3 separate regions of the Mus musculus genome follow, and regions 2 and 3 are each linked to region 1. The links are chromatin loops, found by intact Hi-C in ENCODE. Cell type or tissue: heart. All regions are shown on one strand.

Evidence for each region. Hi-C counts contacts between places; a loop is a spot of excess contacts. Peaks named below come from ENCODE experiments on the same cell type or tissue, not always from the same donor. Only the 100,000 strongest peaks of a DNase experiment are listed, where the experiment ranks them.
Region 2: a loop joins it to region 1, with 7 times the contacts of the local background. A loop is called at or near these places in 9 of 42 quality-filtered maps.
Region 3: it touches region 1 in a loop (2.8-fold over the local background); 9 of 42 quality-filtered maps call a loop at or near these places.

What each region holds. Positions count from the first base shown.
Region 1 is chr8:78,506,099-78,514,098 of GRCm38, forward strand. Rbmxl1 (RNA binding motif protein, X-linked like-1) reads right to left here and starts at 2,830. Exons shown (of 2, transcript NM_001252089.1): 1 at 2,701-2,830; 2 at 1-719. The coding sequence starts at 614. It overlaps Slc10a7 (solute carrier family 10 (sodium/bile acid cotransporter family), member 7), which reads left to right and starts at 3,230. Exons shown (of 12, transcript NM_029736.2): 1 at 3,230-3,576. The coding sequence starts at 3,477. In heart, no CTCF peak of the experiment used is centred here; DNase peaks (open chromatin) are centred at 2,513, 2,813 and 3,243; H3K4me3 peaks cover 3,335 bases; H3K27ac peaks cover 2,743 bases.
Region 2 is chr8:78,817,393-78,825,392 of GRCm38, forward strand. It overlaps Lsm6 (LSM6 homolog, U6 small nuclear RNA and mRNA degradation associated), which reads right to left and starts at 3,760. Exons shown (of 5, transcript NM_001191004.1): 1 at 3,656-3,760; 2 at 2,595-2,693. In heart, no CTCF peak of the experiment used is centred here; a DNase peak (open chromatin) is centred at 3,759; H3K4me3 peaks cover 1,752 bases; H3K27ac peaks cover 2,295 bases.
Region 3 is chr8:78,620,905-78,628,904 of GRCm38, forward strand. The region is part of intron 5 of Slc10a7 (solute carrier family 10 (sodium/bile acid cotransporter family), member 7); the gene reads left to right. Among named protein-coding and RNA genes, the nearest start is that of Gm39203, 50 kb to the right of the region's middle. In heart, no CTCF peak of the experiment used is centred here; DNase peaks (open chromatin) are centred at 1,617, 3,237 and 5,947; H3K27ac peaks cover 519 bases.

The DNA.
Region 1 (8,000 bases):
GACAAATAAACATCTCTGCGAGATGGCAGGGGTTCCCTTCGTGGTGGACCCCCGTAGCTATCTCTTCCACGGGACACTGGTGTTCTTCCGCCCATTCCACTGCTGCTTCGAACTGGTCCGGAAGGTGTTGATCTTTTAGGAGGGGGACCCCCGCTTCGTGGTGGTGGTCCTCTCTTTACTGGAAGTGGTCCCCTGGAAGAACTCATGTTAAAGTTCATGGAATAACCACCATCATCCATGTATCCTCCACGTGAAGGGGGTCCCCTAGTTCCTCCACTTCCTCCTCGAAGACCTCTGGGAGGGCCCCTGCTTCTTGGAGGTGGAGGTGGTCCACGCCTGCCACTTTCAAAAGATGGTTTGGTAGCTTGCTCCACCTTGATGGCTTTTCCATCCAAGGACTTTCCATTCATATCTCTAGCTGCATCTTTAGCATCTGCTGGGCTTTCGAAGGTAACAAAAGCAAATCCTCTTGATTTGTTGGTTTCCCGGTCTTTCATCAAAAGTATTTCCACTATTCGTCCATACTTGCCAAATACTGCTTCAAGGGCTTTCTCATTTGTTTCTGTATTAAGCCCACCAATGAAGAGCTTTCCTGGGCGATCTGCTTCAACCATCTTGCCTTCCAGCTGAGAGTCGGAGGGGACGTGAAGGTCTCAAGCTCCTCCTACAAGCTCGCCAAATCGGCCTTCCAAGTAGCTCACCGGTGACAGCTGCTGGGTCTCAGAACAGAACAGAAAAGCCACTAGGACTACTGCACACGAGCACCTGTGAATATTATTGTATTAGTTTCCTCAGGCTGCTGTAACAATGCATTGCGAAAGGGCTGGGGGTGGGAGGTGTGTTATAAAACATTGATTTTCTTACAGTTCAGGAAGTCACGAAGTATGAAGGTAAGTTTCTATCAGAAGCCTTAACAAAAATCTGTACCATGACTCCCTCCTAGCTTCCAGTGGTTGTCAGTAATTCTTAGACTACTTTGGCTTATAGATATCTCAATCTAGTTCCTCTCTCCACCCTACGTGGTGCTTACACTCCACCTGCACACCTTTGTATGACATTCAGAAGAACTGCAGCTTTTCATACCTATCAACATCTGATTTCTACAAGTCACCTTCTGAGGTCATGGGAAAACGTGTCTTTTACAGGGGATGGTACTCCAGTTAAGTTGGAGAAAGGATATAGGCTCATAAACTTAATCTAAATGAATATGACCCATTATTCTGGACTATCTGGTTAGGCTTTAAATCCAAGGACAAGTATCTTTTAAAGATACACACAGAAAAAAGGTAATGAATGCTCAAGGATGCAGAGAGCAGCCACTTGAAACATATGGAGGGAGATGTGATGCCTAACCAGGTCGAGACTGGAGCATCAGAACCTAAATCAAGGAAGCCAGGGAATATTAACAGCCACAAGAAGCTGGAAAGAGCCTTTAGAACACATGGCCCTCCAATATCTCCATTTTGGATTTCCTTATTCTGCAACAGTAAAACAACATGTCTATTGTCTGAGTATAGCTAACTCGGGGAGGGGACTATTTGTTATAGCAGCCCTAGCAAACTAATACAGTCCTTGACAATACAATTCACAAAACTACGGTTAAAATATTCTATGAATTAAGATTTTGTTCTAAACAGGTCAAAATCTCTAGAAAGACTCTGTGAGCAGCCTTACTTAAGCAGCACTATCTGTGATGACCTTTTGAGTATTCGATGACTGAGGCAGATTTTTTTTTCCTTTTGAACCAAGCAAAATTACTGAAGAAAATTATGTTATAAATTTTACTTCCTAGAACTCCACTTACCTTGTGACTGTCTTATAATAAGCCTTTATCACATTTCATGTACTTCTTTTGCCTGGTAAATTGTTTAATGTCTCCCTATTAAGTTCTTTTTATCTTGAGATTAGCTTTTCTTCATGCTGCCTGATGCGTAATTACCGAGCAGTGGGGGCTGTGCAACTGAGAACTGATAGCACAACTGCTTAAAGCAGCTTAGTTTTTGGATAGCGAGTCATGTCAGCAAGATAAAGTTAAATAGAGCAAATTGCACGCCGAGTCTCTTTCAAGCTTTGAATGCATTCAGAATGAAAGTCTGGTACAATCCCTTTCGAACGTTACGTTCCATAGTAAACTATTCAAGTAGCTGATACCAGGCTGCTTCAAAATGTCCCACAATACTTTGTTCCTTTCTTTCTTTGGGTGCATAAAGAGGAAGGGTTGATGCTCGGAAGACCATTCGTGAAACTATGTCATAGATTCGCCAAAATGCAATGCAAGAAACCGAGGGTTGGGGGAGGGGGCGGACATCAGACCCTCCACCCTGGATCTGGCCCTCACTGCTTTTGTTCTGAGTTCCTGGCCCCCTCTCAGTTGTCCTGTTGCTTTAGTGGTTCGGGGTCAGGCAAAGGCCCGCACCACGCGGCCTCCGGAATCGCCCGCCCACGCGCGGCACACGGGTGGGGAGGAGCCTGGGTCGCTCTCTCACCGCCCCCCAGGGAAGATTTGCCCCATCCCGGCCGTCCTCCCCACTCCCGAGGCGGGTTTTGGCCGCGGAGGCGGTCGGGCAGAAAGGCCCGGGCAGGCCACCGACCTGGCGGGAAGGCCCAGCCCGCCTTCCCCGCCTTCCCGCCGCCGCCGCTGCGGGAAGGCGGGGGGCCTGCCGTCCCGGACGTCTGCTCGGCCACCGATTTTCAACCTACCCACGGGGCTAACGCTTCCCTAACTAGGAAGCCGCTTTCCCGCGCCGGTCGCCACACGCGTCTGCCGCCGCCGCTCCCGCCGAGAACCAGAGGCCGCGAATGGCTTCCCCTCCCCCCGCGCAACGTCAACGCGACGTCGGTCGTCGCCGTAATGTCTCGAGTATACGCGCATAGACATAGCAGGCATTGGCGCGCGCAGCCGCCGCCACGGCGCAGCCCGGTACCGGCCCAGCGCACGCCGCGGGTCTCTCGGGCTCAGGGCAGAGTGAGAGACGCTCTCTGCAAGGCATGTCTCGGGGCTCGGGCCGCCGTCAATATAGCTTTACTGCAGCGACACCCATGATGAGGCTGGGCGTCTGGGGCGCCTCATCCCTCTCTCCCACTGCGGGCCTCCCCAAGCTTGGCCGTGTATGCACGGCGGCGGGTCCTGTTAGTGCAGCCCGTGACTCGTCTCACTTGCGTGCTCCTGGTGTGCCTCCGTTTTACGTCCCCTGCGCCCTGGTCCTCGGCGGGTGGGCGCGTCTATTCTGAGGTGCGTGGTAGTGATGGCGGCGCTCAGCGAGGCTTTCCTGTCACTGGGTACTACTACTCCCAGCCCGCCTCGGAGCCGCCCGAGCCACCCCTCGGTCTTTAGTTTACGAGTGGCAATTTGACTTGCTCTGCTGCATGTCTGGAGGGATCGAGGAAAGTGTGGAGACGCCCCGGGGATTTAGGGATCGCAGTTTGGAAAGCAAGCCAGCCAAACAAATAAACAAAACCCACCCGCCCTAACAAATATGAGGCTGCTGGAGAGGGCGAGGAAAGAATGGTTCATGGTCGGGATAGTGGTGGCGATCGGCGCCGCTAAGCTCGAGCCGTCGGTCGGAGTGAACGGGGGTAAGTGCCGCACCTCCGCCGGCTGCAGCGCGCCGGCTCCCACTTCTGAACTCGTCGGCGAGTCCCCGGGAGGAGCGGCCGCCCTGGCTGCGGCACAGCCCTCTGTCTCGCAGCGGGAGAGAGGGGGGCTTTTAGCAGGTTCTTCTCACTTGCTAGCCCAGGAGGGAATTAGGAATGGGGCAGGGGAGTGGGAGTGCAGGTTGCCTTTTCTGCGGGCAATCAATGACTTCTGCTCAGTGCCGGAGTGAGGGTACAGAAACTGAAAGTTACTCCTCTCGTTCTTAGTAGCATCCCATCCCAAGGGACTATAGGTTGCCAGGAGTTCTTTATCTATCCTGGAATAGACCTCATTATCCAGTCTATTTCCGACTCCTCCCTTTTGCCGCCCCCCCCCCCCAAAAAAAAGTCTGTTGGAGAGAAAGGGGTTTGGGGGAGATTATTGGCGGGAGCGGCGGATAGGAGAAAAAGGAAAAAAGGATACCCTTGCTCCAAACTTCAATTTTTAGTGTGCCTTAGTTGCTGACTAAAACTCCCAATTGTACTGACACGTTGCACTCTTTCCTTACGGGACACTACTTCCGTGTGCTGCTGGGCTGCCGTTACTACAGCAGCCGTCCAACAGTTGCAGACTGTGTTAGACTATGCACACTGTATGTTTTGGCAGGGAAGTGTGGATGGGTTAAAACCTCCGCTCCAATCTCTGAATAGTAGGAGCTTTGTAATGTGACCTGTGGACACTGGTGGGAACATGGGACGTGTCACTGGCGTTTTATACCCTCTCCCCCACCTTCAGACAACCTTGTTCTGCTTTTCATAGATATTAATTGAGTTTCTTCAGTTCATATGTTTTTGACCTCATGAGTTAGGTTCCAGGTTTATTGGCAGATCGAATATATCAACCATGCAATGGACCCAAATAAGGACAGAAGAACACACAGTCTTTCCCAAGTAGGAGGTGCCCATGTAGATATTTGAAATTTTACCTTGTTATTAAAACCTTACAGAAGTGAATGGATGATCTCTCTGAATAGTGTTTTTTCTTTCCCCAGCCCTAATTTCTCCATTTAGAGTAACTTCTGGAATCGTTTGGATTGAATTATTTAAACAGTGATTTCGATAGGAAAGCTTTCTATATTTAATTTTTTCCCCTTTAAATTTAACATATTTTAAAATTTAAATGCAACATAGAGTATGTATAGTTACCAGTTAGTTTTAGAAACAACCTTTCTGTGAGCCTTTGGGAAACTGTTAAGTTGGGATTTTGAGTTCAGTCAAATGAAGGGGGAATCTCTTGTTCCTGGAGCTGGGAGAAGTGACATGCTCCTGTCTTTGAGGCTACTTACGATGCTCCACTGTACTGGTTACAGTGAGGCTAGATCTCTGCTCAGCATTGAGATGGAGTTCCTGCTGACGTGTGTGGCCTATAGCCCCGCATGTCTGGGTTTGCCAAATGCCTTTTCCCTTGCCTTCCCCAGTGCTGAGTGGACAGGAAGGTTGCTGATGGTGAATCAGTTCCCTAGAGTTTCTTGTTCTGGCAGATACAAGATGGACTCTGTGAGCTCAGTTGTTCCCTTGGATTCTGCTTATTGAACTTTTTTACACTATTGTGTCTTAGAAATACTGTTTCATTTTCCAACAATCCTTATGGTAGTATTATAGGCTTTTTTTTTCTTCGTGGGGGTGGTGCACAGCTTTAATCTCAGCACCAGGAGGCAGATCTCTGAGTTCAAGGCCAGCCTGGTCTACAGAGGACAGCCAGGGCTACACAGAGAAACTCTGTCTGGAAACCCCCAAACAAATAAATCAATAAGCAAACAAGTAAATAAATAAAAATCTAAGAAGTAGGAGCAGGATAAATATTTCCAGCTAGAAGTAACTTATAAAATAATTTAAATCAGCATGCCACTTTATGTTTTGGTTAGATTATTGGGGTATGAACACAGGGTCTTGGCATACACATGTTAAGCACATGTTCTACCTATAACCACACCCCCATCCCACCCCAACCCCCAGTGCTGGTTTTGTAGATGTTGAGGCCTGACCACATCAGAGGTTAGTTAGGGAACAATGGAAACCAGGGCTTTCTCTTTTATAATAACAGTGACAAATACCTATAATAACAGTTTTGGTAAAAACAGAGAGAGAGAAAGAGAGAGAGAGAGATCACTATAAAGAGATAAAAGGCTCTGGAATAAAAACATTTCTATACTCTAATTAGCTAAATATTAGACAACAACTCTTCCTGTGTTTCTTCTAGGGCTCTTCCTGTATAAAAATTACTTGTCTTTAAGAAGAGTCAAATGACTGGAATTTTCTGTGTAGGTTGTTAGGTTGGTTGAGAGCTTTATATTCTGTGACCATTTCAACTGGTGGTCTGACCTGTAAAGCCTGTTCAATAAAAACAAAACTCAAAACAATCTCGAGCCACACTTTCAGCACACCCCTAAACAACAACAACTGAAGATTTAGAGTAGAAGGGTCACTGCAAATATTTCTCTCATGTACTTCTTATAGTCCCCTAAAGCGCTTCTTGAAGTTACTGCATGATGGAAAGGTGATTTAATTTTGTTTTTGTTTTATTGAGACAGGGTCTCTCTAGACCCCTGGCTGACCTGGAACTTGCTGTATAGACCAAACTGGCCTCAACTCAAGAGAGATATGCCTGCTTCAGCCTCCCAAGTGCTGAGATTAGAGGGAGTTGTGTGCCACCACACCTGGCTGGAAATGTGATTTTAAGATGTTTAATCAATTAATTAATTTTGTGTGTGTGTGTGTGTGTGTGTGGTGCATATGGAGGTGGGAGAACAACTTGTAGGAATCAGTTCTCTCCTATGTGGGTTCTGTGGATTGACAAGCACCTATACCCGCAAAACCCATCTTGTCAGGCCAGGAATGCTAATTTTTAAATGCATACACAGTAATAGACGCTCCTACACGTTCTTTTATTTTATTTAATTTAGTTAATTTATTTATTTAATTATTTTCGAACAGTGTCTCATTTAATTTAGCTCTGGCTGCCCTGGGACTTGTTGTGTAGCCCAGGCTAGCCCCAAACTCATAGAGATACACCTGCCTCTGACTCCTAAATGCTGGGATTAAAAATATGCATCTCTATGCCTAGCCTCTGCCCTTTTACTTTTTATTTATTTTTAATTTTTTTTTTTTTTTGTTTTTTGTTTGTTTTGAGCCAGGGTTTCTCTGTATAGCCCTGGCTGTCCTGGAACTCACTCTGTAGACCAGGCTGGCCTTGAACTCAGAAATCCACCTGCCTCTGCCTCCCAAGTGCTGGGATTAAAGGTCTACCCCCAACCCCCTACCCCAACGTTTTAAAGAGAAGTATTTGGTTCTTTTCATTTTACTAATAAAATACTTACAGCACCTTATTTAGTTTCATGCTTTGATGACTGAACTTGGGCTTTTTTCGTTCATTTTGTTTTGTTTTCTCGATGTTGTGTATGGAACCCAGCTTTGTAGATGGGACTCTGTACCGGAGCTTCCTTGCTCCTTTGCAGTCCCCTCCCCAAGCCACAGTCAATTGGTAAAGCCGCCTGGAAGGGGATTGATGTGCATGCCCTGCCCCCTTAGACTGTTTTAGTTGGTGCTTGGAGGTGAGCTTGAGGAGGCTTCTGGGGCTGCTGGAGTTCTTTAGCATTACAAAAGAGTTCCTCCTTTCTTCCCTTTAAAAAGACTGGGCAAGCAGGCCAGGTGACACGCCCCTTTAATCCCATGCCTGGAGGCAGAGGCAGGTAGATCTCTTAGTTGCAGGCCAGCCTGGTCTACAGAATGAGTTCCAAGACAGACAGAGCTCTTATTGAGAGACACTGTCTCAAAAAGCAAATGGCAACAACAAAATAAAGAGAACCGCTTCTAGACAGAGGTCAAAATGAGTTCATTTTCTTAGGGGCCTGTTTTTGTGTCAGTGGGTTTATTACATATTTGAATTATTTAAAGGTAAAGGAAAACAACTATTGAGCTTTATAAAGGTCTGGATCTTATTGTTTTGGTGACCTGGGAGATATAATTATTAGTTTGGAAAGTGACAAATTTGTACCCTAGTGTCAGCTCATTCCTCTTAAGTATTTGCCTAGCTAGCTTTTATTTTGTCGTGGGTGACCTCTAGTCCTAAAGAGTTCCAGAGAGCTGCCTGTGTGTCTCTTTAATCCAATCTCCCTTTCTCCTTGACCTGTAACCTGTAAGTTATCTTGGAATAGCCTCACTACATTTCTTGATTTAGAATTACCATCTGCATCTAGTATAACAAAAGTTATTGTGACTTGTCTCTGGGATTTGAAACAATGAAAATTCAAGATTGGATGACTGAATGGAACAACGCCATGTTACTACGTCCATATGTCTTTGGAGCCATCCCTGTCTTTTGCTAGCAACCATGTCACTGACTGTCCAACTCTTCCTCACTAGAAATT
Region 2 (8,000 bases), 310 kb after region 1:
TAGGCCACCAGCCTTATTTAGCAAGGGCACTGAGTCTCTGGCTTTGAAAGTACAATCTACCCTGCAAAAGGAGACAGGTGGCTGTAGGAGTGCAGGGCCACTTTCGCCCCTGGGTGAGAGACCAAGATTTCTGGGTTAGCCTCCCCAGGGTCAATTATCCGATATTAGCTAGCTGGATACCATGGTAGGAGGGCACAGGAAAACCCTACGCAGCAATCTTCTTGGTTCTGCTTCCTATTTAGGTGGCAGAGCCACAGCAATAGCTCTGGACTCCTGCTTCCCTGTGTGTCCACAATCTACACTGTATAGGAAGATAGGCGCTTTGCTCAGAAGACTTCAGGCCACATGAGAGGAGGAGCTGGACGCAAACCCCTCATTTGTTCTCTAGCGTACTTTCTGCTCGGTGGTTTGAAAGGATGCTTTTGAAGTTATATGGAACAAGTATGGTTGACTCAAACTCGATTTATTCATCACACAGGAAGCCAGACCCTTTGCATTAGTCTTCATTAGGCTTCCTTGGTACACCCTGTTACTTAATGACTTGCCCATAAATCCATTTTGTACAAGTAAATTGGTCTTGACACCACAATTTTTTCCATCACTTGGCTCAAGTAATTTTAAGTTTTCATCTTTTAAATTGGATAAGGCAGAAGGAATAGTTCTGACAATTTCTGAAGCAAGAGATAAGACTCTTGAACCATAAACACAAGAAAAAGAGTTCCTTCTGCCAGGGTCACCTTGGCAAAAGTTCTTCCTTCAAAATTAGATACACTCATGTCTACGGCTGCAGCATCACCCTCTCCTGCCTCCTATGCAGGCCCGTGTAAGTAACCTATTTTCATAAGTGCATGGTCATGGCACTCTATTTCCTGAGAGAAGCCACTAAGAGGTCTAGTAAGAGAATATTTGCTCTACAGCAACTTTTTTCATAGTTAAACAATGAAGTAAAGGGAAGGGCACATGCAGTGTGTGTATCAAACTGTATTCACCCAGTGATATATATTAGCCATGTTAGACTCAGTCTCCAAAGAGACTTTAAAAATTCAAGAGGACAAGAAAAATCTCACTTCTCTAGTAGTCTTGGCACCTGAACAGACTGTGTGTGGAAGAGGCATTCAAAGATGGTATCAGAAAGTCCAATCCCTCCCTTACCCGTCTACAACCATAGCTACTAAACAGGCATGGCTACTAAAGCATCATGCACGCACTTCAACAGCTACGAGCCTGCAATTCTTTTCTAACAACCATTAAATACTAAAAGAAAGGAAAACAGAAATGCTTGGTGGTCAGAGCCAAGCCTAGGAAGAAGCCTGGTCACATACAGATTTCTGACACTTACTCAGTGTTTGCTTCTTACTGCATGTTTTTCTCGTTTGTCTTATGTAGTGGGGCGGGGCAGAAGCAGCTGCTCCAGCGTGCATATGATGTCAGAGGTCACCCTTGCGAGGTGTCCAGGTTTGGCCATGAGTGCCCTGACAATTGGGTTACTTAGGCTAACTCCTAAAAGCAAGCTGCTCTCAACCAGAGGTGACTTTTGTGCCTCACCCTGGGGACATTTGAAAATGTCTACAGTCTGTACTGTCACTACAGGAGAGTGGTAACTAGGATCTAGTTTACAGAGGTCAGGGATGTCCCTCAAGACTCTACAGTGTACAGCAGTGGTTCTCAACCTCCCTAATGTGTGAGCCCTTAACACAGTTCCTCATGGTATAGTGAGCCCAACCATAAGGTTAATTTTATTGCTACTGTTATGATTTGTAATGTAAATCTCTGATATGCACATGCAATTCCCGAGGAAGGGTCGCCAGACACCCCCAAAGGGGCTGTGACCTTGGGGTGGGAACTGCTGGCTCAGAGGACAGCACTCTACAACGAAGGACTGAGTGGTGGGAGTGGTTCAACACGTCAGCTGACAGAAATGCTGCCAGGGAGCCCTAGCCACCACCTCGTTCCCTCTCTCTCGGTTTTCTGGCTTAAACACCACGGGATTTTAGGAAAGGCGAGCCTTGGCGTGAGAACCAGATGCTGAGTAGGCAAGCCCCTCTGTGTCTGTGGGTTTAAAGTGTTTACGGATCCAGCCAACCTTGCCTCACCTGGTAAAATGAAGCTGTAATTACTTGTCCAGCGGTCTCTCTGCTACCCAGACACAGACTTTCCCCTTGCTGTACTCCCTAAGCAATACTCTACTGCAACCAGTGACATTAAATGGCACGTTGTGAGTAATCTAGAGATGATGTGAAGGGCACAGGAAGACTGCACAGTTTATATGTAAACACAGAGGAAACCTGAACGTCCATGCACTTTTCGGTACTGGGAGGGATAACAGTAGCACTTATCAGAAGTATCTGATCCCAACACGGGGAAGCTGGAAGCAATCGTCAAAGTCTTGAAAGGGTTGACCTTCAAAAAAATAAATAAATTTCTAGTGCTGAACACAAAAATGTAACTTTTCTATTTTCCAGTCCCTCAATCCAAAAGTAGAAAATAAGCCAGGGAGTTAAAAACAAAACAAAACTTTCTTTAAAGAAGTTCTATTATCTAGTAGGCCACCCTTCAGTGAGAGAAGAGCTGCTGCAGTCGTTAGGGGTACTCACTTGGGAGGCAGGAAACCTGAGTTCTAATCTCTGCTACTTAATTATCTGTGCAGCTTGCGTAACTCATCACCATTTCACCTGTCACGGCCCCAGGCTCATCTGCAAAATAAGGAAGTTAGGCTAGATGGGTACTGGCTGTCTCTTCCTGTTCCAGCATCTGATTAACATGTGCAGTCAGTCAGTCAGTCTGTCTCTCTGTCTGTCTCTGTCTGTCTGTCTGTCTGTCTGTCTCTCTATCTCTCTCTCTCTCTCTCTCTCTCTCTCTCTCTCTCTCTCACACACACACACACAGTCACAGCCTGCAAGTTCAAACTCCCAATAGTAATTCCAAAGTGAGGCTGTGCTTTGCTACTTTAGAACCACAGTAGGCCCTTTCACGGTTTTGAAGAGCCAAATAAATTACTAACACTTTAAGAAAAACCAGTCTCGCAATGTGCAAGAACCATCTATGCTAGTAATTGAAAATTTGAGGAATAGAAGTTAAGGCATCACGATATCGTTCGGGATGCGAAAATGAAGCAAAAAACTCACACCCAAAGACGTCAGCCTGGGAAACAGCTGAATAATTTATGAGATCCACACAATAAAACAGGGGGCCCAAACGAGATCAATGAATTTTAAAATCACAACTTGTCTCATTTTAATGTAAGTATAAAACTAAATACTGGTGTGTGGTTAAAAAACTTGGTGGTCTTAGCTGAAACAGAAACAGGCCCACACAAGAGAAAGGGAGTTGGTGTGCCGAGGCCGTCAGCAAGGACCATTTCCTCCGCTCGTCTGTATTTACTTTCCGTCGCGCAGGGCTCGCGGGTGGAGGAGGGCGCCGAAGTCGCGCGCCACCGTAACCCTGGGCGCTCACCCCAATCGGCGCGAAGCGCGCGCGCCACGGGAGCGCGCCCGGCACCGCGAGCCCGCGTGGCCCAGACCAGCGAGCATCTCCTGGGACGCAGGCCCGGCTCGAGCCGCTCCCCGCCAGCCCGGACCATCCGCGGCCTACGCCAGCCGCTCCCACCCGGAGTGCCTGCCCGCACCCATTCATTCCTCCCAGGCCGCGGGCTCACCTTGCAGCCGGATCCAGAACGCTCACAGGCCGGGCTTCCGCGGACGCGCGCGCCGAAAACCGAAACCGCCCCCGGCAGCGGCTTTCCCATCTCACCCAATCAGCGTCCTCCTTGCCTATGGCGACCCGCGGGGATCAAAAACAGTCAGAACGCGTTAGTGAGCTGGCTTCCAAGACCGGGTTTGTTTAATGGTACCGTCGGCACCCAGCCAGGGCTTGAAGTAAAGGTCCGATATTCTGATATTCTCTCTTTTGCCAGAAAATAGAATACGAAAGCAAAACAACCAACCAAGAGCTAGAAGTGATCTTGTGTGTGTGTGTTTACAGTAAAGAACCTTAAAATATTAAGAAACGGAAACTTACAGTTAAAACGATGGCTGTTGAGCACCCCGAAATAGCCTTAAATAATTTAAAACAAATACAAGTTAAAAGCCTCAAACCCTCAAACTAACTTCTGCATATAAATTAAATGTATGAAGAGATTGTTTCCATGGGAATGCTGAAACAAAAAAATAATTCAAGCAACTCTGAATTATAACGGCATCAATTAGAAAACGTTACAAATTAGTTTAATTGGAAACTGCATGCAGATACTATTTAAGTAGTGTATGGGAACTTGGTTAGGGATACTTCATGAATTCTTAATGCATGCTTTTTATTTATGGAAGAAAAAAAGTCACAGGAAGACAATTTCTTCTACCCCCACGATCTCTTTATATTTTAACTTATATTTTATATTTATATTTTAAATTTTAATTCTGTTTCTGTTGTTTAACATTCAACAAAGTTATAATACCTTCAAACAACAGCTACATAACCCTGATAAGTGTTACAGGATCTAAGATGCAGAATTGTTTTCTGAAACACAAAGTGGATTCCTCCTTTTCTACGTGCCTTTGATTGATATCCTGGACAGTGATCTACCTGCCTTTGGTTGATACCCCAGACAGTGAACAACTGGGTGGAATTTGGAAAAGAACAGGAACATCCTTCTGTCTGTCTGTAAAATTCCAGTTGATGTCAAGACCAAATAATTACAGACATTGATCAAACAGCATTTTAGGCTCTTGAAATATAAAATTAGGAACACAGGTAAAGTCACATTTAAATCAAAGAAGGAGCACGCTATGCCTTGTCCCTAAAATAAAAACTGCTTTATAGGTCAAATTGGGGGCTGAGGATTTAGCACAGTGGTAGCATATCTAGTGTGCATGAACATCTCTGGCACCACAGCGGTAGTGGCATAGTGGCGCTCACACCTGTAATCCTAGCACCCAGGCATGCGTGCAGGAAAATCAGAAATTCAAGATCATCCTCAGCTACAGAATGAGTTTGAGACCAGCCTGGGCTATTTGAGACCTTGTCTAAAAAAAGAAAAAAGAAAGAAAAATCAAATTGTGCTACATACTACATTTCTTACTGACTGTAATTATGATATGCGTATTATATAGAGAGATGAAATAGGTAGGTAGACATAGATATAAGCATAGCTGCTCTCACGTTAGCACAGAGCTGTGATGCAGTCACCGAGTCTGGCTGGTGAACAGGCGGTGAGAAGAGTTTTGGGGGCCTGGTTCATCTGCAGAATAGTTGCCACTGTCTTCGAGGGCACAAGTCTATAAAGTCACAAGGCAACAATTGGTTGGACCAACAAATGTATAAATCTGTGGTTATCCTGAGAAACCCCTCAGCAGCTTAGAACTGGCCTTTACCAAAACACCAGACAGCTTCCCACATTCCGTGTGTGCACTTGCCGGCATCTTTTACGTATTTACAAGAAAAAAAAATGTGTGCAAAACTTCTTCCAGATTCCTGTTGAAAAGCCAGTCTTTAAAATCCTGCACATAACGTTAATTTATTAGGGAGACTTTTTAACATCATAAAAATAATTCAGAAAAGCTTAGCTCAGTTTACTTAGCTCAGTGCTGGATTAATATGCCTGAATTATTATACAGAGGTTAGGGTTGTACACTGATATATTCTGTATGGGTTTTGGCACATGCATAATGTATGTGTCCACATTTATAACATAAAGATACTCATTTATAACATTATAGGGAACACCCTCTGGGCTTCAGCCTTCCTCTCGGCCATGCCAGTCACGTGTTACTTTCCTTTCACGGTGATTTTGTCCTTCATAGTGTCACTGACTTGTCACCCTGTGACCAAGCCTTTTCAGATCGGCTTGGGTCCCTCCAGGCCTTCATAAGTCGTGTCCTTTAAGTGTTGAGTAGTAAACAATCTGCTCAGATCCAGCACAGTGGCTTTCACTCACTCACTAAGGGTCAGCTTGGTTGTGTCCGAGCTATGGCAGTTACCAAAAGGGTGTTATAAATATCCCTACGTAGGTGTTTGTGCGGAATTAGGTTTTGAATCTTTAATTTTAAAAGATTTTTTTTTTACTTTATGGGAATAACTGCTTCCCCTACACATGTGCACCTGCATGTGGGTGCCTGTGCAAGAAGAAAGCGATGGGTCCCCTCAAGCTGGAGTTGTAGGTGATTGGGGTGCTAGGAATAGATCTTTGGTCTTCTGGAAGAGTCACAAGCACTCTGAATCTCTGAGTTTCCCTCCCCAGTCCTGTAGTTAAGTTTTAAGCCATTTGGGCAAACGTTAAGGAACGGGTGCTGGGTCATACAGTAGGTGTTTAGATCTGCAAGGACTGCTGCCCTGTCTTGAGCGCATCTCTCCCTTTCCCAGGCCCCCAGCATGGAGCTGTGCCCTCTGCTGCTCCTCATCCTTAATAGTACCTCACGTCCCCGGTGTTTCAGATCTGGGCCACTCTGAGGAGCATACTAGAGAATCTTATTGCTGTCCTAACTTACAGTTTCTTACTGACATGTGATGTGGGTGGGGCATACCTCCTTATGTGTGGTGACAGATGGATGTCTTCTCTTGTCATGCATCTGCTCCGGTCTTTGGTCTATTTTTGACTTATTGTCAAGTTAGAGGTGCACATATATATGCCAGAGGGCAATGTTCAGTGTCATTTCTTGGAACACACACACACACACACACACACACATTTAAAGAGTTATTTATTTTGTGTATGTGAGTACATTCTCTATCTCTTTAGACACACCAGAAGAGAGCGTTAGATCCTCTTACAGAAACTTGTGGGCCACCATGTGGTTGCTGGGAATTGAACCCAGGACCCCTGGAAGAGCCGTCAGTGCTCCTAACCACTGAGCCATCTCTCTGTTTTGAGACAGGGCTTGCTTTCTCAGTTAAGATGGCTTACCAACGAGCCTATGGATCTACCTGCCTCTGCCTCTCCAGAACTGGGATTACAAACATACCCCATCATGCCTAGGTTTTTATGTGGGTCCTAAGGATAAAACTCAGGCCCTGTGTTTGCCCAGCAAGCACTTTACTGACTGAACCGTCGCCTCAGCCTCAAAGCAATTTTTTGTAGCCTTTGAAAAGCTCTGTTCGTCAGTGTCGTGTTTTTAGAAGAGAAGGTCTCCTGCCTGGTTCATCCCATGAAGTATACGTCAGCCCTGCGAGTGCATGACTGACTGGATGGTAGAAACAGGCATTGGATTGGATTGGCCAACATCTTCCATAGCATATTTGGATATTGAACATCAGCATTACACTTTCAAGAACTTTGACTGATCTCGTTTGAACCCTGCATTAGCCAGTATGACACACTGGCAGGGACCCAGACCTTTCCTTGACCTTCAGTCTGGATAATAGAAACAGCTAAGCCACGCTACTCTAGGTCCACTCTTCAGCCATTTTCAAGGGATGTGGAAACTATTTGTTAAAACAAATGAGAAGACATTCTTAATTTGACTCCAGAGTTGAATATCTTCTGAGATAGTCATATGCTAATTGACTGAGAGGCAAATGACTAAGGAAAGGGGCATTAGTAGCTTGTTAGTGCTGTGATAAAACATGACCGATAGCAGCTTATAGAAGAAAGAGTTTATAGTTCCAGAGAGTCCATAGTGGTTTGGAAGGCACTGCAGTAGACGAGCAGAGCAGAAAGCTGAGAGTTCACATCTTCATCCATACGCATGAAGCTGAGGGGGAGGGAGATGAGGGAGGGTGCATAGGAGTGGAGGGCAAGGTGGGGGCAGAAGGGAGGAAAAGTCCAAGACCCCCAGACTCCCAGACACCCAAAACACAGACACACAGACACAAACAGTCACAGACACTGAGAGACACAGAGACAGACAGAAATACCAGAAATCTGGGGCCAGGCTATAGAACTCTGACTTCCCCCCACCTCAACTCCCACGGATACATTCACTACCGCAGCCACAGTAAGGTACTTCTCCCAGCAAGGCTGTACCTCCTAAAAGCTCCTTATTCTCCCCAAATAGCGCCCCCAATAGGGG
Region 3 (8,000 bases), 110 kb after region 1:
TACCAATTAAAAATGTTTCAAACCAAAACAGCAGTAATTACTTGCTATGGTACTAAGAACATGCATTTACATAGACTCCATGTACTTTCTGGAGTAAGACAGAAATTGTCTTTGTATATTCAGATGGTATAGTATTTACTTCTCCTTTTATAATCACAAAGTTTCCCCATTATCCGACATCTTGACACTTTGCTGGCAGGATGAGCTATGTTGTTGTTGTTGTTGTTGTTGTTGTTGTTGTTGTTGTTGCTGTTGTTGCTGCTGCTGTTGTTTTGCCATGCAGCCCAGTCTGGTCTGACACTTCCTGGGAGGCCTGGCTGGTCTTGAACACATTAATCCAGACTGGTTGTGAATTCAATATTCTCTTACCTCTGCCTCCCAAGTGCTACTGTTGGAGTCATGTGCCCTGACTTCTAGCGGGATGATGTGCCAATCAATATGTGTCCTTTCTTGTTTCTATTTATTCACTTTAATAGAATAATCCTTCCTTTTCAAGTTGCATTCGTTTAAACTAAAACCTTTTTTGCTTTTATATTTTTCACCTTTATAACTATTATCATTATTATTAACTTTTGTGTGGTGTTTGTGACATATCTGTGTGGGCGTGGAGTCATTTCTCTTCTTTCAACTTTTCTTAGGCTCTGAGTTCAAACTGACATCCCCGTGTTTTTCATCCCAGCACTCAGGAGTCAGAGGCAGGCAGATCTCTGAGTTCGAGGCCAGCCTGGTCTTCAGAGTGAGTTCTAGGATAGCCAGGACTATACAGACAACCCCTGTCTCAAAAAATAAACAAACAAAAAATGAAAATATGCCTGCTTAACCTCTAACTGTGAATCGTTTTGTGTCTTTAAATCTCATGTATGCCAATAATAGATTCTGTATGTACATATGTGTGTATGTTTAGGGTTATGTATCATATCAAAGTTCATTCCGTTCCTTGTTGGCCAGCTGCAGAGTCAAACACCTGAAAGCTTGTACTGTTATCTCTTCTTCTGTTTGATACTTATATAGAAGTAGGCTACTACAAATATCTTAGGATCTCTGTTACTGTGACAAAATACCATGGCCAAAATCAACTTTGCTGGAAAAGGGTTTATTTCATCTTACAACTTGTAGTCCATCATCTGGGAAAGTCAGAAGAGAAGGAACTCAGTCCAGGCACAGAAACAGAAGTTATAGAGGGAAACTGCTTACTGGCTTACTCCCTGTGGCAAGCTCAACCTGCTTTCTGACCCAAGAACAAGCAGGCCAGGGGGTTGGCACCACTCACGGTGAGCATGGTCTTTCCACATCCACCATCAATCAAGAAAATGCAGCACTTGCTTACCCACGGGCTCATCTGATGCAGACGTTTTCTCAGTTGAGGTTCCCACTTCCCAGATGACTTCCCTCCCATGTTGAGTTGATATGAAACAATCCAGAATAAGATATCATAGTTACCTCTCTGTTGCTGTGAGAAAATACCCCAAGAAAAGCAGCATAGGAAAGACAGGTTTTGGTTTGGCTTATGACCAAAGGTGTCTAGAGGGATAAAGTCCAAATGATATGCAAGGCACAGCAACAGTCAAGGAAATGTGCTATCTGGAGCAGGAAGCTGACAGGCCACATGTTTATTCATTCACAGGAAGTGGGCAGGAGAGGCAGGAAGTAAGGTGAGGCTAAGCTATAAAAACCTCAGAGCTCACCCCAGTGACAGAAGGACTTCCTTCCTTTTTGAATGGGATCTCATTTGGTCGCCCAGCTGGGTTCCTAACTCAGCCTTCGGCATTGCTACCACACCCATCTGATGTTATATAATCAAGGGAATAGGTGCTGCTTAGAACACGGATTCCATTCAGCGAGTATTCCTTGAGTGTCATAACCTCTTAGCTGCCTTCATTGCTGTTATTATTATAAAGCATGTGACACCAGTGTGAAGTCATATCTCAGTGGCCATCGTAGCTCGTTGTTGATTCCTTCTAAGCTTCACGTTGCCCAGATTTAGAACAGGAGAGTAACCTATGGTGATTGAGAGAATGACATAAATTTGGAGAATTTGCAGAGGACTATGTGGATCAAGACTTATGACATGGCCTGTTTACTGTTACTAAGAAACCGTCCAGTCTCCGAGAATCACCTTGAATTACTTGCTCATATCTATTTACTTTCCTAAGTCTTCTGAATTGATGATGGAAAGCAAAACAGAGTGATCACTGCGCCGACAGCAGTGCTTGCAAGCTGTGACAGGTGCAGCTCTGAAGGTCATCATGGAGAAGATACTGTAAGGACTTGGGAAGGTACCAAGGAAAGCAGGTTTCATCCCTAGCAAAAGCTCCAGCCCACCAGGATGAATCTAAGTAGATCTTGATGTATGGAGATATTTGGGGCCCATGATAGAGAAGCTTTTGTGAGTCTAGATTGAGTTTTGGAATTTTACATTGTTCAAAGCTGCATACCTTCTGATGAGAAAACACAATATATAATGATTGATTTTTATGTGAAATTTAAAAATGATTTGATTTAAATGCTTTTGGAATATTTTCACTCTCCTGAGTTCTGGAATTTAGCCATTGTTATATATTAAGAATATGTCTATACTAAGGACTTCTCAGGACAATAGCATCTATCCTGGCTCCTTATAAAATAGCTGCAAGGCTTTTTTTTAGTATACCATGTTAATATCTACAATTCTTCTGGTCCTTCACTATGCCTTGAGCAGTACCATTTGAAGTCAGTCTTTTGTTTTTTGTTTTTTTCATTTTCAAGCCAGGGTTTCTCTGTATAGCCCTGACTGTCCTGGAACTCTCTTTGTAGACCAGGCTGGCCTCGAACTCAGAAATCTGTCTGCCTCTGCCTTCTAAGTGCTGGGATTAAAGGCGTGAGCCACCACACCTAGTTTTTAAGACACATGATCACTATTTGATGATGTGCATTCTGTGATTTCTGTAAATTTACTGAGTATTAAAATGCATGCCGGCTCCCTATAGTCACTGAGGGTACAGACAGGGAAATGGCCCCAGGTCCCCTATCATCTGCCCTGTGCAGTCCCTGGAAATCTGTAAGCTATTGAGTGAAGCTGTCCCTGAACCAGTAACTGCCCCATGGTGTTCATGTCCTGCAGATTCAGGAATGGCACTGATAGGGATGGGACCAGTTAGAAATTGATCACCACACCCAGGCCTGGAGCAAACTGAGCCTCTCCCCAGGAGAGTCATCAGCTTCTAAAAGCTTACCCAGGAAGGTAATTACGTGCACCTAAGGGCCGCATGCTGCTGGAAGTGCACAGCACACTCATGCTCCATAACAGGAAGTTCACAGCACATTCGTGCTCCATAACAGGAAGTGCACAGCACATTCATGCTTCATAACAGGAAGTGCACAGCACACTCGTGCGCCATCACAGGTAATGGAACTCATACACTTCTGCTTTTGGTTTGGTTTGGCTTTTAGGATTTGTTTTCTTTTCTTTTCTTTTCTTTTTTTTTTTTTTTAAGATTAGCATTTTTATTGTGTCTCAAACACTAAAGGTCTTTACAATTGTTTTCTTTCATTTCTCTCCCTACTGTTCTCTGTATAATTCATGTCATCTGTGTTTTTATCTAACTTTTTTAATATGACTCTATTCTTATTTTTATTGGATATTTTCTTTATTTATATTTCAAATGTTATCCCGTTTCCCAGTCTCCCCCCTCCCTCCCCCCGCCTCAGGCCCCGAATCCCATCCCCCACCCCCTGCTTCTATGAGGGTATTCTCCCACCCACCCACAACCTGCTTTTGTAGAGGTAAAGCATAACCAAGCCCTTGCTGGATTAGAATTCATTAGTATCCCACATATTTAGAAAGAGCTTATGCCTTCCCTAAATATGGGAAACATTTTATTTTTTCTTCTGAATTTAGAAATCATATTTGAGGGTAAGGTCTATAAGCCGTTGACCCCCAAGTGCTTCTTAAAGAGATACTGAAGAGCTTGCTTTTGCAGAGGTTAGCACTGAAGCTCAGCGCTCTATTAACCAGTGGGGAGTAAAGAGCATGGAAAGTCCCCCGGGTGACTGAGAACACAGGCGCAGCTTAGGGGCTGGCCTCCAGAGTGGGCCATCCAAGGGTGGTTTTTAAGAACAACTGCCTAAGGCTGTCTTGGGGCAAGTGCTTGGGAGAAGAATTTGCTCCTTTAGGGGAAGGGAAAAGAAGCCCTTGCTTCCCTAAAGATGGATGGCTCCTCTTTGTCTGACCAGAGAGTGGCACTGACGGATTGCAGAGTGTGTGATAGCAAACCTTGCTGGTCTCCAGTGAGGCTCAAAGCGAGCAGTCTGTTTGGGATGAGTTATCTGTAATCTCTGCCTTTCCCCCGGAGAGGGAGGGGGTGACTAATTGCAGCATCCTTTAACAGTAATTGAGACGGATTGAGGGCGGAAATGAGCGATTAACCTTGAGCCTCCTCCTGACACTGCAAACCGTCTGGTCCTGTAGAGTAGGTTTCTGGGGGGTGCCTTGGTGGTTCAATTACACAGATGACCATATAGCTCTCATAATTAACTTAAGGCAGTGTGTTTCCGCCCTAACTTTTGAGATGTTTGTTGCTCTGTTGACGTCATTCCAGGAATGAAACTTTTACAGGGTGACAGCCAGAGGCAGATTTACTAAGAAGCTAATGAAGGAGTACAATCCCCACAGGCCCCTTGCTAAGTCCCGGAGCTACTTTTGGACCACCAGGATGTATGAAGTTCAGTTCCTACAGAAGAACCGGGTTCTGTCTGTGGGGTAGAATTCTCTTTACAGATAAGCAGCTGACAGACAGATTGGAGATTTTGCTGAAATGGTGGGCAGGATTCCCTTACTCAGGAGATTTTGAAACTGTTTAAATTTAGTAAGTCTACTATGCCTGTGTGCCATAGCTACTCTCTGAAATTATAGAAATTAGAATAACAATTTCTACTTTTATGCTTCTGTAAGTAAATATTTTATTCTTTCATTAAAGTGTTAATAAAGTTTAAAAGGGAAAGTATAGGAAAACTGCACAATATAATAATCATAATGGTAGCTGGGCAGTGGTGGCACACACTTTTAATCCCAGCACTTGGGAGGCAGAGGCAGGTGGATTTCTGAGTCTGGCCAGCCTGGTCTACAGAGTGAGTTCCAGGACAGCCAGGGCTACACAGAGAAAGCCTGTCTCAGAAAAGCCAAAGGGGAGGGGGAATGGTAACATATAGAGGTACTGGCTTATATATTTGTGTGTACTGATACAATTGCATATAGGGATCAGATGGCTTTGCTGCAAAGCATGCCAGCTACATTCTGCACTGTGATGGCGACGCTCTCTGCAGCTCTTCTGCACCGGCCACGTTAGTGCCCCGTGTGAAGCAGGTGCTCGGAGCTGTGCGGCTGAAGCTAAGTACACTGCTGAGTGGGATGATTTTCTAAACTAAAAAATAAATGTTGGCAGTTTGAAAAAAAAAAAGCAAAATACATTACCTAAAGATAATGTTTTATACATTGATGGTAAGTAGCTTTTATGAGACAAAGTTCTCAGTTTAATCAGAATTTCTATAATCATCATCTTGTAAGTGTATGTCACAAGTCTACTGGCACAGTGTCCCTCAATTACTAAATGCATAGCTAACTCTGGCAGCGTGCATGCCTTTGTGGAAGACTCACATATACTCAAAGAAAAGGGCATTTTCCCCTTAGGTTTTTCCCATAGTTGTCCATTTTGGTTTCCTCCCTGAGAGAGCTGTAGGTTGGCTCAGAGGGATGAGAGCTAAGAATCGCTGGGTCCAAGTGAATTTTATTCAGTCAGTTGTACCTTTCGCTACACTTCTGTCCATAGCTAGTTAAGTCGCTTCCTTCCCAGTGGATATCAAATTTTGCTCAGATGCCTTTTAAGAAACAGGAAGTTAGCTGTCTTGCTTGGTCTCTCATGGTCTCTTCCGTCCTCCTGGGATTTAGACACTGACAGCTATTTGGCAAGCAGCTATTTGTGTAGCATGAATAACTGAGTGAACTTTGAACTGTATAATCTGTCGAGAGCCAGGCCACTTTGAAGCTATAAGGAACTTCATATCCCTCAGCTAGGAATCATCTATTTGTCCTGAAACTCAGTTGGCACAGCACTGAGAAGCAGCCAGGAGAAGAGTAGACTCCTATTCACATGGCCTTTGGAAAGAGTAATAGATACAGAAGTGGATGCTGTAGTGTAGAGCAAAGGACTCCCCAACTAGCTCTGACTTTCAATTACAACATGTTTCTTTCAGGTAACTGTTTCTCCAGCTTGGAACCTTTGTCTTCGGGAAGCTAACTCCTCATTTCTCTGAACTTCTCAGTTATTCAACCTTATAGGCAATGAAATGAGAGAATATTTCTTTTTTGATTGTTGAGATTATAATGTAATTACAACATTCCCTCTTCCCTTTCCTCTCTCCACCCCCATATATCCCTTATAATTCTCTTTCAAATTCATGACTTCATTTTTTCATTGTTATTACATGTATCTATGTCTATGTATATACTTATATTCCTAAATTCATTTTAAACTAGTTATCTTAGTACTGAACACATTTAATTGTACCGTCTGCAATGGTTACAGAACTAAGTCCTATTGGCGATCCAGTCTTCCAAGGATATGTTTGTGACAGTGATCTCTCCAAGGCTCCTGAGCGACCTGCTTCAATAAACAATCGCAGGAGGTGCTACTGTCTCATAAAGATTCGCTTTGATAAGAGTAAGAGATAAGTAATTTCTGGGAACAACATAACCATCTATAAACACCAATGGTTATAGACTGTTTTGGGCTGTTGGACAGCATATATCCAAACACATAGAGCCTTGATGGTTTGGTGAGTGTGACCATAAAATGGAAGTAATTTGGGCTCTATTCCTAAACTCCGCAATTCTGCTAGGTCAGTTCAGACAGTCTCCACAGGAAGCGGACATTGAGGTCAGAAATTGGGTCAAAGCCTTTTAATTGTGAGCCTCCGCTCTGCCTCTGGGCTTGGGTCAATAGCCTCAGAAGCTCTGATGTAGGCTGGAAAGGGCATTTTATGGGGGCTCAGGTGGTCGACTAGACTGTTCTAATGCTCCATTGTGAGTCGCAGATTATCTGCTTTGCAGATTATCTGATCTTCTATCATCAGCCTTCCCACTGGGCTTTCGGTTGCCAAGGCCAGACAGACGCAGTCAGTTGGGCACGGTGAACTCTACGCTCCCTTCGCAGATCCAGATGCCAATCAGCCACAGCTGTTGGGGGTGGTGACTGAGGCCTTTTTGATGGTATTTTCTCAACCTTATTCTGTATTCTCTGTAGTTGACTAAACCTCATTTTATTCACATCTCTAAGAAATCTGTAGGCTGGAAATCAAATCTGTCACACAACCCATGCAAAATGAAACCAGCTAGAACAGCCTTGCTTTGTCCACTCTCTTCAGCGTAGATGTAGCACTCCCAAGTGTGTCAGTGTCTTCTCTGGACATCCATGAGGCTCTCCAGTCTAGGCTGCCCTTAAGCGCCTGCTCACCCAAGCTCTGCTTGATGAAGAGATAGGGTGCTTATCTATGTGCATCACAGTGCCCTTGGATTCAGGGGCAGGGGAAAGCTATATTGTGAATTACGTTTTTTGTTAAAGGCCAGTATATTTGTATCATTTGTTCTTGTTTTTGTAAACAAAGAGAGAAAAGAAGGGCTAATGAAGCAGAGGCAAAGAGACAAACACAAAGAGACTATGCTAACCTCTCTGGTCAAGTGGGGAGTATCCCTGATAAATTCTTGATTACTAGTTTCATTTCTCTTGGCATACAAAAACATCCTTATACCTTATGTGCCAAAAACAAAGGTTACATACTCCCGTGTATTGATCTTTGGTCTTAGCCTGGATCCTGCCTTCCTCCCAAGTACTGACTCCCCTCCGCTCTCTTCCCATAAAATGCATTCTCTTTCCCGAGTAGTGCTTCTCACCGTTCCTAATACTGCAACCCTTTCAAACAGTTCCTCACGTTGTGGTGATGTCCAACCATAAAATTAATTTGTTGCT